Regions from separate parts of the Homo sapiens genome. Here region 2 is linked to region 1. A link is a contact called in ENCODE Hi-C or POLR2A ChIA-PET data. All regions are on one chromosome and are shown on one strand. Each heading gives the region's core, a stretch centred on a gene start or an enhancer-like site at or near the end of the contact. The rest is flanking DNA. Distances are from core to core; before and after follow the strand shown.

Region 1 (7,552 bases), core at 2,292-4,791:
TGCCCGAAGCTATTAAATATGTTTCCCAGCCTGTCAGGATGGCCACACTGTAGGCTGTAAGCCTTTATAAGAAAGTCTCTGCTGGGCACAGTGGCTCATGCTTGTAATTCCAGCACTTTGGGAGGCCAAGGCAGGCGGATCACTTGAGGCTAGGAATTTGAGACCAGCTTGGCAAACACGGTGAAACCCCATCTCTACTAAAAATACAAAAATTAGCCAGTTATGGTGGTGCATGCCTGTAGTCCCAGCTACTTGGGAGGCTGAGGCAGGTGAATCACTTGAACCTGGGAGGCAGAAGTGACACCGAGCCAAGATCGCACCATTGAGCTCCAGTCTGGGCGAGAACGAGACTCTGACTCAAAAAAAAAAACGAAAAAAGAAAAAAGAAATAATGTCTCCTTTCTAAATTAATAAATTTGTAATTTTTCAATTGCTATATCTCTCACTTCCCAGATACAACACTAGCCTAATTATATTCATTCGTGGACATGCCCACATTCCATTCTGGTCAGTTAGAACATTTGTGAGTCAGTACAGCTTCAGTTACCATGAGCAGTAGGTCACAACAAAAGAATGTGATTTTGTCATTCAAACGTATATGAATGTTCTATTGCTTACATTAGATTCAAAAATTCCCAGATTAAAAAAAAATTAAATAGATACACAAAAAAAGATCCCTAATCTGTGAAGTAAAGCTATAAACACCAAAGGTTATTAAATTAAAAGAAATTATATATCTTAAATATATAAACTCAATAGCTCAATAAATGTAAGTAGCCGTTCCTTATAATAGTATATCAGGAATTTTAAAACTCTTTTAAATACAAGGTATATTCCTTGAAATATCACACCTTTCTCAAACAGTGTAGGCATTAAAAAAAAAAAAAAACCACTGCAATAACATATTCAAGAAGTAGGATAGCCCACATGTATGAATCTCAGGTAACTGAAGCTTATAGTCCCTGAACAACTTTTGCCACATACACCCCAAAGTCATCTCTGACAAATTTTTCTAGGAGATTTTACTAATTTCCTTGCCTTCTTTAACACAGTAGACTCAATATAAATTAACTTCTTATTATTTTCAATATGCTCTAGCAGCTCTTCCCCAGGGAACTTCATTTAATTCTGGAAAATAAGAGAAATTCCACTAAAAATGGTAGTGGCATGTTTATTTGCATACTTATTTATATGCAGCCTGCAGACATAAAAGGATCTAAAGCGTCTACAATAAAATATGCTTCTGTGAAGTATTTTAATTATAGCTTTTTCTCTTTTAAGGTTTTTATAAAGAAAGTTCTGGATTGGTACACTTCACTCTGGGTTTCTTTGTAGTATTCTTGTACTGGGATGACTATCACCTGTGAGTAGAGCTTCAAACTCTTGACGTTATGAGTAGTGAGTTTATGGTTTTGTCACCTGGGCGACACTGCGAGACTCCGTCTTAAAAAAAAAAAGAGTGCCAGAACAGTATCAGCGACCACAGGGAGGAAGACCAATGCAGAACAGTCTTGTTTGAGGAAAAGAGAGTTTACCATGATTGTAACCTTTCTCAACTGGAGTTACCAAAATAATTAAGCCCTAATACGCTGGCGTTAATATGATAGACTTATTTCCTATGTTTGTAGGGTGGCATTGAATTATCCTTGGGAGAATTGAGAAAATAGTCTCTCAATTTTCCTGTGTACCATGGTTCTGAGAGGAAACCCTGGTTGAGAGAGTCATTTTATACTGACTTTCAGTTGATAGACAACTGTACCAGTAGCTCATTTCACTGTGCAAATGTTATGAATGCTATAATTAAGCACCCAAGAGTTGGAATCAATTCAAGTAGTTCATTCATTACCTATTAAGGAAAAGACGTCTAAGCTGTTTTTCCAACTGCAAGTGATCTAACTTTTCATAATATAAACCATACATATTTCTGAGCACATCCTAAAACGATCTAAACAGGTAAAGTTTCTTTCAGTTGAGATTTGTACTACCTTCAGAATGACATTTTTAAGTAAAATGAAGTGCAATTTTCAGCCAACTTAAAAATGCTTTGTTCCTGTCTGTTACTTAGGAAGACACATAGGGCTAATGTTTTAAGGAATCGTATTCTAGTTTAGATAAAATAAATACACGCTTTTCGACCTCAGTGTAAGTGAAAGATACTTGGTGCATGACCAGCCCTATTTTAAGGCTAATACAAAAATAGGCTCTAGATTTTTCTATTAGAACCTTTAAGGAAGGTGAAAAAAATTGATGTATTTGTCCCAAGATGATTAAGAATTTGAAACAGAAAAATAGATTATGTCATGCTTGAATATAAGTAAACTCTAATTGCTGAAATCTGTAATTAATATCTCATACATAACTTATAGAATTATAATTACATCTCCCCGAAAGAATTACCACTCTTCACAGCATTTAAGTTTTTGAATCAGTGTAAACAGTTTTAGGTCCACTTTGCAACACTCAAAAACTAACAGTTTGAAATTTGCACAACAGCCTAAAGAAAGAGGAACTGTCCTGGAATAAAAGAGAGTGGACAACTGGCAACAAAACACTCCTGAATGTGACAACGCACATTCTCCACAAAAGCTAAAACTAGAGAAATCGACACAATAACCATGTAACCCATATGCAATCTCAAAGGAACAAAAGATGAAATAAGTACTGTAATGATATGCCCCAGAAACACCGAAAAGTTTATTTCTTTGCTCTAAAATCGTGAGCTGATAGTTTTGCTCGGTACACTTGCATTGTTTCAATTAAAATGGTCAGTCCCGGGTATGAACTTCTTCGTTAGTTAGCTGAACAATGGGATCTCAAGGAACTACTGGCTTTTTATGAACGAATGCAGTGGTTTCTAGCACCTGCTTATTTTAACGTTTTGCTGTCATTTCATTAGCATCTCCCCTGCGGGCTGCGTGAACTCCGCAAATCACACATCCTACTGCCTTTCCCGGCGGCAGCCGCACTGAGTCACCGGCCCCGGACCCCGCCCTGCAGGGCATTCCAGCTGCTTCCAGCAGGACCCGTTCCGCAGGCCTGCGCCTCACTCTTGCTGCGCCAGGACTGCAGAGGGACATGGTAAAAACGGGGGCTGAAAGACCTCTCGCAACAGCCTTTTAGGACAGACTCAAAGCCTTCCTCCCTGAGTTTTATCTGTAGGACCGAAACAACAAAATCTCAGAGGAACCCACCAACCACAGCAGGCCGCAGCCGCGGCGACCCCGGCCCGCACACACTGCGCACGCGCGCACACACGCGCCCTCCGCCCGGTGGGGGTTCGCCCAGAGGTTGACAGAGGAAGGTGGGTGGGGGCCTAGAGCGGTGGGTCATGGCTGGCTGCACCCGCAAACTCACTCACCTCCGTAAACGGATCCATCGCCCCAGGCGTCGGACTACGAGACGATGGAAACGGTGGTTCAAATTCAGGAAGAGAAAAGTGAGTCTCAGCTCAGTGTGTCTCCTGGAAAAAACCAGGAGTCTGAGGCGGGGGAACTCTCCCACAACCAGCTGTCCTCTCCTCTCGGCTTCCAGTGACGGACTCGGCCTCTGCAGCCGTTCAAATTTGAATTTCAGCGCCGAGCCGCGAGCATGCGCGCTGGGCGGAGCCGGGGCGCCCTCTCCCCGCCCCTGCGCTCGGTCACGTGGCCGCGCCGGGCCGGGTGGTTCCCAGGGGCGGCCCCGCCTCCTTCCCGGCCCCCTCCCAGCCCTCGCCGCGGGGTGGAGGCGGGCAGCGGGGCGCTTCCTGCTCTCCAACGGCGTCGGGTTCCTGGCTCCACCCCCAACAACCACACATTCCCCTCAGCTTTAAGGCGATTGCTTCACACCAACCGCGTTTGGGTGTTCCCGCCTTCCTTCATTCCTAAATAAAGTATTAAGGCCGGGAGTAGTGGCGCATGCTTATAATCCCAGCATTTGGGGAGGCTGAGGCTGGAGGATCGCTTGAGCCCAGGAGGTCATGGCTGCAGTGAGCTGCGATCTCACTACTGCACTCCAGCCTGGGCGGCAGAGTGAGACCCTGCCTCAAAAAAGAAAAAAAAAGGATTAAGAGCCCTTGTGTTGGCAGGACATAATCCCAGCACTGTGGGAGGCCGAGGCGGGCAGATCACGAGGTCAGGAGTTCAAGACCAGCCTTGCCAACATGGTGAAACCCCGTCTCTACTAAAAATACAAAAAAATTAGATAGGCATGGTGGCGCGTGCCTCTAATCCCAGCTACTCGGGAGGCTGAGGCAGGAGAATTGCTTGAACTGGGACCCGGGAGGTGGAGGTTGCAGTGAGCAGAGATCACACCACTGCATTCCAGCCTGGGCTACAGAGCCAGACAAAGAGCCCTTGTGTTTCAGGTGCTGCTAGCCCGTTGGCCTTCAGTAGCTTTGTTTCCTAGGTCACACCCAACTCCTAGTCCCCAAAAGGGGGACTGCAGGCCTGGCCCTCAGAAAAGCCAGTTCCGGTGGGTCCCCGACACTCTAAGCCAATGAAATAAAGCTAAAATTAACAGACTGTGTGAAGCGTTCATGCACAATTTTTTATTTTAAATTCCATCCAACTGTGTACAGTGTTAGAGCGGGAGGAATTCTGACAAGCCCTCTATCTAGTTCAATCCTTCCTTTTACTGCCGAGAGAAGGGACACCCGAAAACGTTAAAGAAACTGGTCCAAAGAAATGAAAACCCTGTTCTCAGCTCATGACCCGTTTTCCACACTAGCTAAGGCTGTGTCTCCTGCTTATTCTTTGTAGAGTACTCCAAATTGTAAGATAGGTTACATAATTTCTGTATCAGATTCATTTCTTCTATAACAAGTCTGTGCAGGTAAAGATGACAGTTCTTGATTTGTTCATCTGAAAAGTTAAGAGTGACTGTCCATGAGCTGAACAAAACAGAACTATTCCTCCCAACTGAGTGGTTTCAATATGTTTAATAATATGTCCATCTTAGCAGTCAATCAACATTACAAAAAGAATTTACTAATATTTTTAATTTGAATTTTTGTATGATAAATTGTACGTGACTGAAATCACGGCAAGAGGTAAGGGAAATATTGCTTGGGGTCAGGGCTCCACCCAGTTAGCCAAATCGGTTAACCCATGGGTTTTTTTTTTTTTTAACCTTTGTGGGGAGTCATGGACTCCTTTGGAAATATGTTAAAACTGACCCTCTACCTAGAAAAATGACCATTTAATCATAAACTATTTAACAGGATTTTGTGAAGTTCATGGACACCAGGACAAGAACTTCTGATTTAGCCTGTTTGTATTTTAGTTTACTTATCTGTGTAACAGGAATAATCATCTGCCCTGATTTCCTCAGAGTTGTTAGGAGGGGCAGATGAAAAATGGAGAGACATAATCCAAAAATATTTCATAATAAGTAATAAGACACTGTCCGAGTGTGTAGTATATGGAATTATTAATATTTAACCCAGAATGTGTTACTTATGAACAAAGGAAAAAGATACTTCCATTTTTTTCAAGTGTGACAAGAAAGGTGTGTATGTATTTGGGGCGTGTCTGTGTGTGTATGCGTGTTTTAAACAACGTTGGAAAATGAGTCATTAGAAATTTATGTAGCCGTTGTGCCTTCTGGCTATCACTTCTATGAGCCTTAGTTTCTTTGTATCTACCTCAACTAGATTCTAGTTAAGACTAAAAGAGGTAAAGCACCTAGCATAAGATAGCTACTCACAACATTTAGTGTATCTTCCCTCACCATCCCACTATGTCTTTGGTTTCTACCTTGATAATGATGATGATAGTGATAATGGCAACCATCACAATTAAATAACTCCTAAGACTGAAACACCTACTATGTGCCAGAAACTACGGTAGATATTCAAGTCTACTCTCCTAGGGTATTACAATTGTCTCCTACTATACCTCCTTTCATTCTTAACCCCCGGTAGTTCATTCTTCAGTTTCTAGGCTAGAATGACTTTTATCTTTTTAAAAATTGTGTTATATAACAAATAAAAAAATTTGAAAACAAAAAAATTATGTTATGAAATACAATAAAAATGTGAATAATAAAACATAACCATATACCAGCCACCTAGCTTAAAAAAATACAAAACATCCCACATGTAATTGAAGTCTCCTGTGTGTCCCTTCCTATTCTCATTCATCTTCCCACTCTTCCAGGGTAAAACTATCTTGATTTGATGTTTATCATTCCCATAGAAATATGTATACTTTTATCACATCTACATATATATCCATAACAATATCTAGTGTTTTATATATAAATTTTATTTGCAGAATGTAAGTCTTTCTGCAACTTTTTCTGGCCCAATAATATCTTTATGGGATTTATCCTCACTAATAACTGTAGCTGCATTTCATTCATGTTCACTGCTAAATTTTATTATACAAATATACTTGTAATTTATGTACCCATTATCCTGTTAATGGACATTTAGCTTATTTCCAGTTTTTCATTCCAAAGACCCCATGATGCCATGACTATCCTTTATATGCACATGCAAAACTTTCTCTAGAGCAATATACCTAGGAATATTATTACCAGATATTAAAAATAAACTGCTCTTCAAAATGGTCATAACAAATGATACTCCAGTCAGTAGTATATGCCCCTGGCTGCTGCTCTAGTTCCTCCCCAATATGTGGATACATTTTAAATTTTGCCATTCTTGTTTGAGTGCCTTTCTCTTATCACTAGTGAAGGTGAACATGATTTTTTATTTATTGGACTTTCAATTTTCTTTTTCTGTGATTTTCAACTTTATATCCTTGCCCATTTTTCTGTGCAATTATTTGCCTTTTTCTTATGGATTTATAGGGTTTTTGTTGGTTGTTTACTATTTTCTGGGAAAATAAACTTGGTTGGTTTTTCGGCTTGCCAATTTTTTGGTTTGTGGCTTGTCTTTTTACTTTATGATGTTTCAGATGTACAGAAATGTTTAATATAACTAATGATACACACACACACACACACACACACATACACACATACACATACACATATACCATATATATTTTCCTTTAGGATTTGTGTTTTTTATGCCTTAAGAAATCCTTCCATACCCTGAGATAATAAAGATGTTCTGCTGTACTTTCTTCTAAATATTTTAAAGTATGGCTTTTCATGCTTTTGTCTTTAAACTATCTGGATTGATCTTGTTTTTTGTATGGATAACCAGTTGTCTTAGCAGCAGTTATTAAATTGTCCATCCTTTCTCTCATTGACCTGTAATGCCACTTTTATCATATATCAACTTTTCTTTTTTTTTTTCCCGAGACAGGGTCTCGCTCTTTCGCCAAGGCTGGAGTGCAGTGGCCTGATCTCGGCTGACTACAACCTCTGCCTCCCGGGTTCAAGCGATTCTCCTGCCTCAGCCTCCCAAGTAGCTGGGACAACAGGCATATGCCACCAAATCTGGCTAATTTTTGTGTTTTTAGTAGAGTTGGGGTTTCCCCATGTTGGCCAGGCTAGTCTCGAATTCCTGGCCACAAGTGATCCACCCAACTAGACCTCCCAAAGTGCTGGGATTATAGGCATGAGCCACTGCGCCTACCCAACAGTTCTTTCTTTATCTTAT
Region 2 (7,552 bases), core at 1,090-3,589, 280 kb before region 1:
CTTAGCTAGTGCCACTATTATTGCCACTGCCTCCTAACAGGACTCCAGGCCTACAAACTTGCCCATTGCCCTGCAATTTCATAATCTACATTATAGCTAGACTAGTATGTTTTAATGCAAACCTAACTATGGTACTCCCTTAACGTAAAATTATTCGAAGTCTTCACATCCTCTGGAGGACTCCTAGCCCCATACACAAGGCTCATCAGGAACTGGTTTCTGAGGGCATTTCCAGACTCACCCCTTGCCACTCCATAGCACACTACACTTCAAACCACTTGTAGTCTCCCCACACACCAGGAGGTTTCTGCCTCAGGATCTTTGTACGAGATGTTCACTCAGCTTGGCACATCCAAAACCTCTACCCCCTACCTCTACCCCAAACAAATCTTATGAACCCACTCCTATACACACAGGCAAACAGGCACACACACACACACACACAAACACGTGCACACACACAGATGCACACACGCACACACACATACACACACACGCATGAGCACATGCACACTCATACAGACATGTACATTCATGAGCATGCACGCATTTTCCTAATACCCTGTGCAAGCCCGTAGCATGGCATTTACCACAGCTGTTTGTAACTGAATTATCCATTTACTTTTCTAAGCTGCTATCTAGATGGAAAACAGTTTGAGGGCTAGGACTACATTTTATTCATCTTTGCATCTATCTGCAGGTACTTAGCAAAATACTGACTATATGTTTATGAAAGTAAAAAAGAAAGTAAGAAAAAGAGGTAGGAAGAGTTGGGGGGAAAAGGAGAGAGCTTTGTATCTCCAGGCCCAGGTGTAATACTTAAGCATGGAAAGTCTTCAATAAGTGTTTGTTGAATTAATAAATTTTTTTAAAAAAAGTATGATTACAGATGAGCCATGACTAGATTGCTGTGAAGAAAGCCTTTTAAAAGTATGAAAACAGTAAAAAAAAGAAACCCTTTTCGTCTATTTGATGAATCTATTTATACACCTAGTAGGAGCCTAGATCAGGGAACCAGATCAGCAAGCTGAAAAGTCCCAGAACTCAAAGGGGGCAATACATGCAAATGTCCAAAAGGGGGTGCCAGAGAGCAGCTCCCAACAGCAGTGTGCTGGGAGTTACCGAGAAGTGGCCTGGGTAATTCAGACACAACTTGCTCTTCTGTACCTGGCTATAGAGTGGTGAGTGTGAGAACCAGTGAAGCACAAGGATCAGAGAAAGGACAGACACAATACTCATCACTGCAGATGCAAACTGTACAGCATGTGAACTGTACAAGAGACAAGCGGGCATAGGTATGGAGAAAGAATGGGACCAGCGGGCCGGGCGCGGTGGCTCACGCCTGTAATCTCAGCACTTTGGGAGGCCAAGGCGGGCGGATCACGAGGTCAGGAGATCGAGAGCATCCTGGCCAACATGGTGAAACCCTGTCTCTACTAAAATACAAAAAAAATTAGCCGGGTGTGGTGGCGCGCGCCTGTAGTCCCAGCTACTCGGGAGCTTGAGGCAGGGGAATCGCTTGAGCCCTGGAGACCGAGGTTGCAGTGAGCTGAGATGACGCCACTGCACTCCAGCCCGAATCACATTTTTCTTTCTAATAAAGAGACTAATTCTCGCTAGCATGAGGTGGGCCACTTTTGAAGAACCACAGATGTAATAAATGAATAAATAACAGATGTCTGATCCCACCTTCGTGGTTCTGTCCACCATGTGTTTTGTTTGTCCATAATTTCCTATGTGTATTAGTTGTGAGCTGATAGAAATGTTTCCTCATTGGGCATGTTCTTCATACAGCTTGTTTTAAGCCATCAGACACAGCTCGAGATTGATGGAGAGCCTGAAAATGACAACCTCATGATTTAGTTTTACTTGAATATCAGTCTTCCAATATTAAATGTATTTTCTAACCCAAAGGGCATCCTTCCTTATTATTTCACACCACTCAGTTCTCAATAATTCATGGACTAATTGTGCAGCAATTACATTTCCTTCCTACAGGCAGAGCCACAAGATGTTAAAAAAAAAAAACAAAAAAAGGATACCTGAGAACTCAGGGGTTCCCCTAAGAACCTGAGTCATGCAGGGAGGAGCTACTTCAGGGGGCAGCTCAATCCCAGCCAGTGACACAGCTGGGTCCCCTCTGTGTGTCTCAGACCGCCATTGCTCTCTCCATTCCTGTAGCAAGCCTGACTCTGGTCTCTGTCTGGCTGTGTTGCTTTCTGGTATCTATTTATGCTTCTCTCTAAATCACAAATTCTTATGTCCTAAGCCCAGGAGCTCTCTGAGATCAGGACAGGCATAAACTACTAACAGTTTTAAGAAAAAAATGCAAAACAGAATTGATAACAATTATGGTATACCTTAGATGTAATTAATGGCTTTGGGAGAGGCATTAAAAATACAGGGCAGAGCCACTGCACTCTGTGACTCATGCCTGTAATCCCAGCACTTTGGGAGGCTGAGGCGGGTGGATCACTTGAGGTCAGGAGTTTGAGATCAACCTAACCAACATGGTGAAACCCCATCTTTACTAAAACTATAAAAATTAGCCAGGCATGGTGGTGAGTGCCTGTAATCTCAGCTACTCAGGAGGCTGAGGCAGAAGAATCACTTGAACCCAGGAGGTGGAGGTTGCAATGAGCCAAAATCATGCCACTGCACTCCAGCCTGGGCAACAGAGAAAGACTCCATTTAAATTAAAAAAAAAAAAAAAAAAAGGTGGGGGGGGAATATAATTCTGTTATTCCCAAGATAATTACAAGATTTATAGAAATAATTAAATTCTAGTACACTATAAAGGATGTGACCTAGAAACAAGATAAAAGTATTAAGTTATATGAAGAAGATCTTCCAGTTCTGCTGGGGGATCTCTGTGACTACAATTTGTATATAAAACCTCCTTTGAAAGTAATGTCACAGGTCTAAATATGAGCACTTTCAAGTGAAAAAGGCTCTATTCCCCTAACCCTGCCACAGGCTCTGTTACTCTGCCATGTGGTCATCCTTGCTCCTCTTTAGATTTATGATGATAACGATGGTCATCATCATCGACTGTAATTCTACCATGATTCTAATTCAAGCAATCAATTAGCTGGCTATGCCAAAGTGTTGAAGCCCTGCCCTTCCTGCATGCTGCACTCTGTACACTTCTATAGCTGTAAAGGTAGTAAAAGGAAGTAAATGAAAATGTGATAGGTTCAACATTATGAAGTTTGAAAGTCACCACTCTGTTCTAACAGCAGGTTAAAAAGCTGAACAAACTGAAAAACCAACAATACTTCATAGATCTTTAAGAGAAGTAAGATCAGGGCTGGGTGTGATGGCTCACGCCTGTAATCCCAACACTTTGGGAGGCCAAGGCAGGTGGATCACTTGAGTCCAGGAGTTTAAGACCACTTTGGCCAACATAGTGAAACCCCGTCTCTACTAGAAATACAAAAATTAGCCGGGGGTGGCGGTGCACCTCTCTAATCCCAGCTACTCTAGAACCTGAGGCATTAGAATCACTTGAACCCAGGAGGCGAAGGTTGCAGTGAGCTGAGATAGCGCCATTGCACTACAGCCTGGGTGACAGGGGGAGACTCTGCCTCCAAGAAATCAAACAAACAACAAAAGAAGTAAGATTATTGGGCAAGCAGCTGCCTCCGAAAGTGGGGAGAAACAGGTGGATACAGAGAATCACAACTTTCCAGGGCAAAAATTGCCACAGGAGCCAGCATTAAAGAAAGATAATCTGTACTGTAATAGACAAATTGCTGGAGCTAGACGTAGACAAGACTGTGTTAAAAATTCCAGGGGAACCAAGTCATAGGGGTGTGCCCACCCACTCTTTTGTGAGTTTTACCTCCAAGAGTTCAACTGATTTCTCATAGTAGTTATTAGAGACACACACACACACACAAAAACCTCTCATGTTTCTGATGGTAGGAGTGAGGGAGCAGGGGAGAAATGAAAAAGAGTAGAAAACAAAAATAAAAACAAAGAACAACGGTAACAAATAAAAAACAGTAACAAATATGGTAGGTATTAACTATATCAATAATCATTTTGACTGTCAATGGTTTAAATGCACCAACTAAGAAACAGAAATTGTCAGAGTGGATCAAAAAATTAGACTCAATTATATGCTGTCTAGCAAGAAACTCACTTTAAATATAAAGATAAATATAGATTAAAAGGAGATAGAGAAAGCTATACCATGCTAGCATTAATCAAAAGAAAGAGCAGCCATGTTAATTTGAAACAGAACATACTTCAAAGTGAGGAAAGTTATCAGGGATAAAGGGATAAGAGTTACATAATGATAAAGTGGTCAGTTCTCCAATAAGACAAAAATTCTTAATATGTATGCACCAAAAACAGAGCATCAAAATATGGGAGGCAAAAACTGATGGAACTGCAAGGATAAATAGATGAATCTATTATTGTAGTTGGAGACTTCAACATCCCTCTATCAGAAACGGACAGATCCAGCCAACAGAAAATCAGTAAAGACATATGGTAATCTTCCCTTATCTGTGAGAAATATGTTCCAAGACCACCAGTGGATGCCTGAAACCATGGATAAAAGTTACCAAATCCTATATATACTATGTTTTTTCCTATACACCCATATCTATGACAAAGTTTAATTTATAAATTAGGCACAGTACCCTTGTGCCTTGGGGCTGTTATCAAGTAAAATAAGGGTTACTTGAACATAAGCACTGTGAGATGGTGACAATCAATCCGGTAACTGAGAAGGCTACTGAGTGACTGACAAGTAGATAGTGTATACAGCATGGGTATGCTGAACAAAGGAACAATTCACATCCCAGGTGAGATGGAGTGGGATGGTGCAAGATTTCATCACACTACTGAAAACAGCATGCAATTTAAAATTTATGAGTTGTTTCTTTCTGGAGTTTTTTATTTAATACTTTTGGACTACAGTTGACCACAAATAACTGAAACCATGGAGATTAAAACTTCAGATAAGGGGGGACTACTGTAGTTGAACTCAACAACACTATCAATCAACCAGATATAATTGACATTTAAGGACTGTTTTATCCAACAACAGCAGAATACACATTCTTCTCAAGTTCACATGAAACATTCACCAAGATACATTACATTCTGAGACATAAAACACATTTTAATTTAAAAGAATAGAAATTATATAATGTCTGCTGTCAGATAACATTGGTATTAAACTAGAAATCAGTAAAAGAAAGAGAACTAGAAATCACAAAATACATGGAGATTAAACACTTCTAAATAACATATGAACCTAAGAAGAAATCTCAAAAGAAATTTTAAGGTATTTTGAACTAAATAAAATTGAAAATAAAACTTATCAAAATTCGTGTGATGAAGTGAAAGCAGTGCTTAAACAGAAATTTGTAGCATTGAATGACTATATTAGAAAAACATAAAAACCTAAAATGAGTCATCTAAGCTTCTACCTTAAGAAACTAGAAAATGAAGAGCAAAGTAAATCCAAAGTAAACACAAGATAAATAATAAAAATCTGAGCAGAAAACAAGGAAATTGACCATAGGAAATCAATAGAAATTTAATATAGAAATAGAAAATTAATAGAAAATTAAACCAAAAGCTAGATTTTTTGAAAATATCAGTAAAATTGATAAGCCTCTAGCCAGCCTAACTAAGGAAAAGAGGGATAACACAAACTACTGATATCAGAACTGAAAGAGAAGACATCACTACAAATCCCACAGATATTAAAAAGATAATCAAGAAATATTATGAATAATTCTATGCCCACAAATTTGATAGTCTAGAGGAAATGGGCCAATTCCTTGAAAGACGCAAACTGCCAAAACACACAAGAAGAAATAGACAATCTGAATAGGCCTATATCTATTAAAGAAATTGGATCAATATTTAATAATCTACCAAAACAAAAAACACGAAGCCCTGATAGATTCACTGGTAGATTCTACCAAATATTTGGGAAAGAAGGTATACCAAGTCTCTATAATCTATTTCAGAAGATAGAAGCTAAGAGAATACTTCCTAACTCATTCTATGAGGTCAGCATCATCCTAATACCAAAACCAGACAAAGACATTACAAGAAAAGAAAACTACAGACCAATATCTCTCATGAATATAGATTGGAAAATCCTCGGCAAAATATTAGCAAATCAAATAAAAAATGTTTAAAAAGAATTATACGCTACAACTAGTGAGATTTATCCTAAATATACAAGACTGGTTCAACATTCAAAAATCAAATATTGTAATCCATCGTATCAACAGGCTCAAAAAGAAAAATCTCATGATTATATTAATAGACACAGAAAAAGCATTTAACAAAATCCAATATTCATTTGTGATTTAAAAAAAACTCTCAGTAAACTAGAAATAACTAGAGAGAAACTTTCTCAACTGGATAAAGAATATCTACAAAAAGACTACAATGAACATCATACTTCATGCTGAGAACTAGAAGCTTTCCCACTAGTATGAGGAACAAGGCAAGGATGCTTCTCTCACCACTCTTTTCAACATTGTACTGAAAGTCCTAGCTAATGCAATAAGAGGGAGAGGAAATAAAAAGTCTACTGGTTGAGAAGAAAGAAATAAAACTAACTTTGTTCTCAGGTGACATGATTGTCTATGTGGAAAATCCAAAAGAATCGGCAAAAAAAAAAAAAAATTCTAGAACTAATAAGCAATTATAGCAAGGTTGCAGGACACAAAGTTAATATACAAAGTGAACCACTTTCCTATATATCAACAATGAACAAGTGGAATTTGAAATCAAACACAGGATACCATTTACATTATCACCTCTAGAAATAAAATACTTATGTGTAAATCTAACAAAATATGTGCAAGATCTATATGAGGAAAACTACAACACTTTATTGAAATAAATTAAATAACTAGATAAATGAAAAGGTGTTCCATGTTCATGAATAGAGGGAATCAATACTGTCAAGATGTCACTTCTTCCCAATTGGATCTGTAGTGATATTGTTTGGATGTTTGTCCCCTCCATATCTCATGTTGAAATGTGACTTCTCATGCTGGAGGTAGGGCCTAGTAGGAGGTATTAGATAATGGGGGCAGATTCCTCATGAAGGGTTTAGTGTCATCCCCTTGGTAATGAGCGACTTCGTGCTCTGAGTTCACATGAGATTTGTTTGTTGAAAAGAGTGTGGTACTTTCCCCCTCACTCTCTCACTCCTGCTCTCTTCATTCTTCATGTGATACTTCCCACTCACCCTTTTCCTTCCACCATGATTGAAAGCTTCCTGAGGCCTCACTCAAAGGAGATGCTGGAGCCATGCTTGTACAGCCTGCAGAACAGTGAGCCAAGTAAACCTCTTTTCTTTATAAATTGCCCAGCCTCAAGTATTTTTTTATGGCAATGCAAAACAGCCTAACACATGTAGATTCAATGCAATATCAATCTGAATCCCAGCAAATTATTTTATAGATATTGACACATTGATTCTAAAGTTTATATGGAGAGGCAAAAGATCAAGAATGGTCGACACAATATTGAAGGAGAAGAACAAAGCTGGAGGACTGATACT

Evidence for each region. Hi-C counts contacts between places; a loop is a spot of excess contacts on that map. ChIA-PET counts read pairs that join two places held with the same protein, here RNA polymerase II (POLR2A). Pooled maps may share reads with other maps.
Region 2: a loop to region 1 is called in a pooled map, with 3 times the contacts of the local background. The contact joins the enhancer-like site here to the promoter of ANLN in region 1. A Hi-C loop is called at or near these places in 1 of 168 maps with a recorded cell type or tissue (naive thymus-derived CD4-positive, alpha-beta T cell) and 9 of 50 pooled maps. POLR2A ChIA-PET finds 5 or more read pairs at or near these places in 1 of 52 experiments (activated naive CD4-positive, alpha-beta T cell).

What each region holds. Positions count from the first base shown.
Region 1 is chr7:36,385,851-36,393,402 of GRCh38, reverse strand. It overlaps ANLN (anillin, actin binding protein), which reads right to left and starts at 3,541. Exons shown (of 24, transcript NM_018685.5): 1 at 3,359-3,541. The coding sequence starts at 3,376. It also overlaps a transcript of MATCAP2 not described here. RefSeq lists enhancers at 2,715-3,305, 3,306-3,896 and a silencer at 3,487-3,896.
Region 2 is chr7:36,664,543-36,672,094 of GRCh38, reverse strand. The region is part of intron 3 of AOAH (acyloxyacyl hydrolase); the gene reads left to right. Among named protein-coding and RNA genes, the nearest start is that of AOAH, 56 kb to the left of the region's middle. Within about 2 kb of position 2,339, at least 3 of the 41 ENCODE cell types and tissues checked have a DNase peak (open chromatin) inside an H3K27ac peak, as active enhancers do.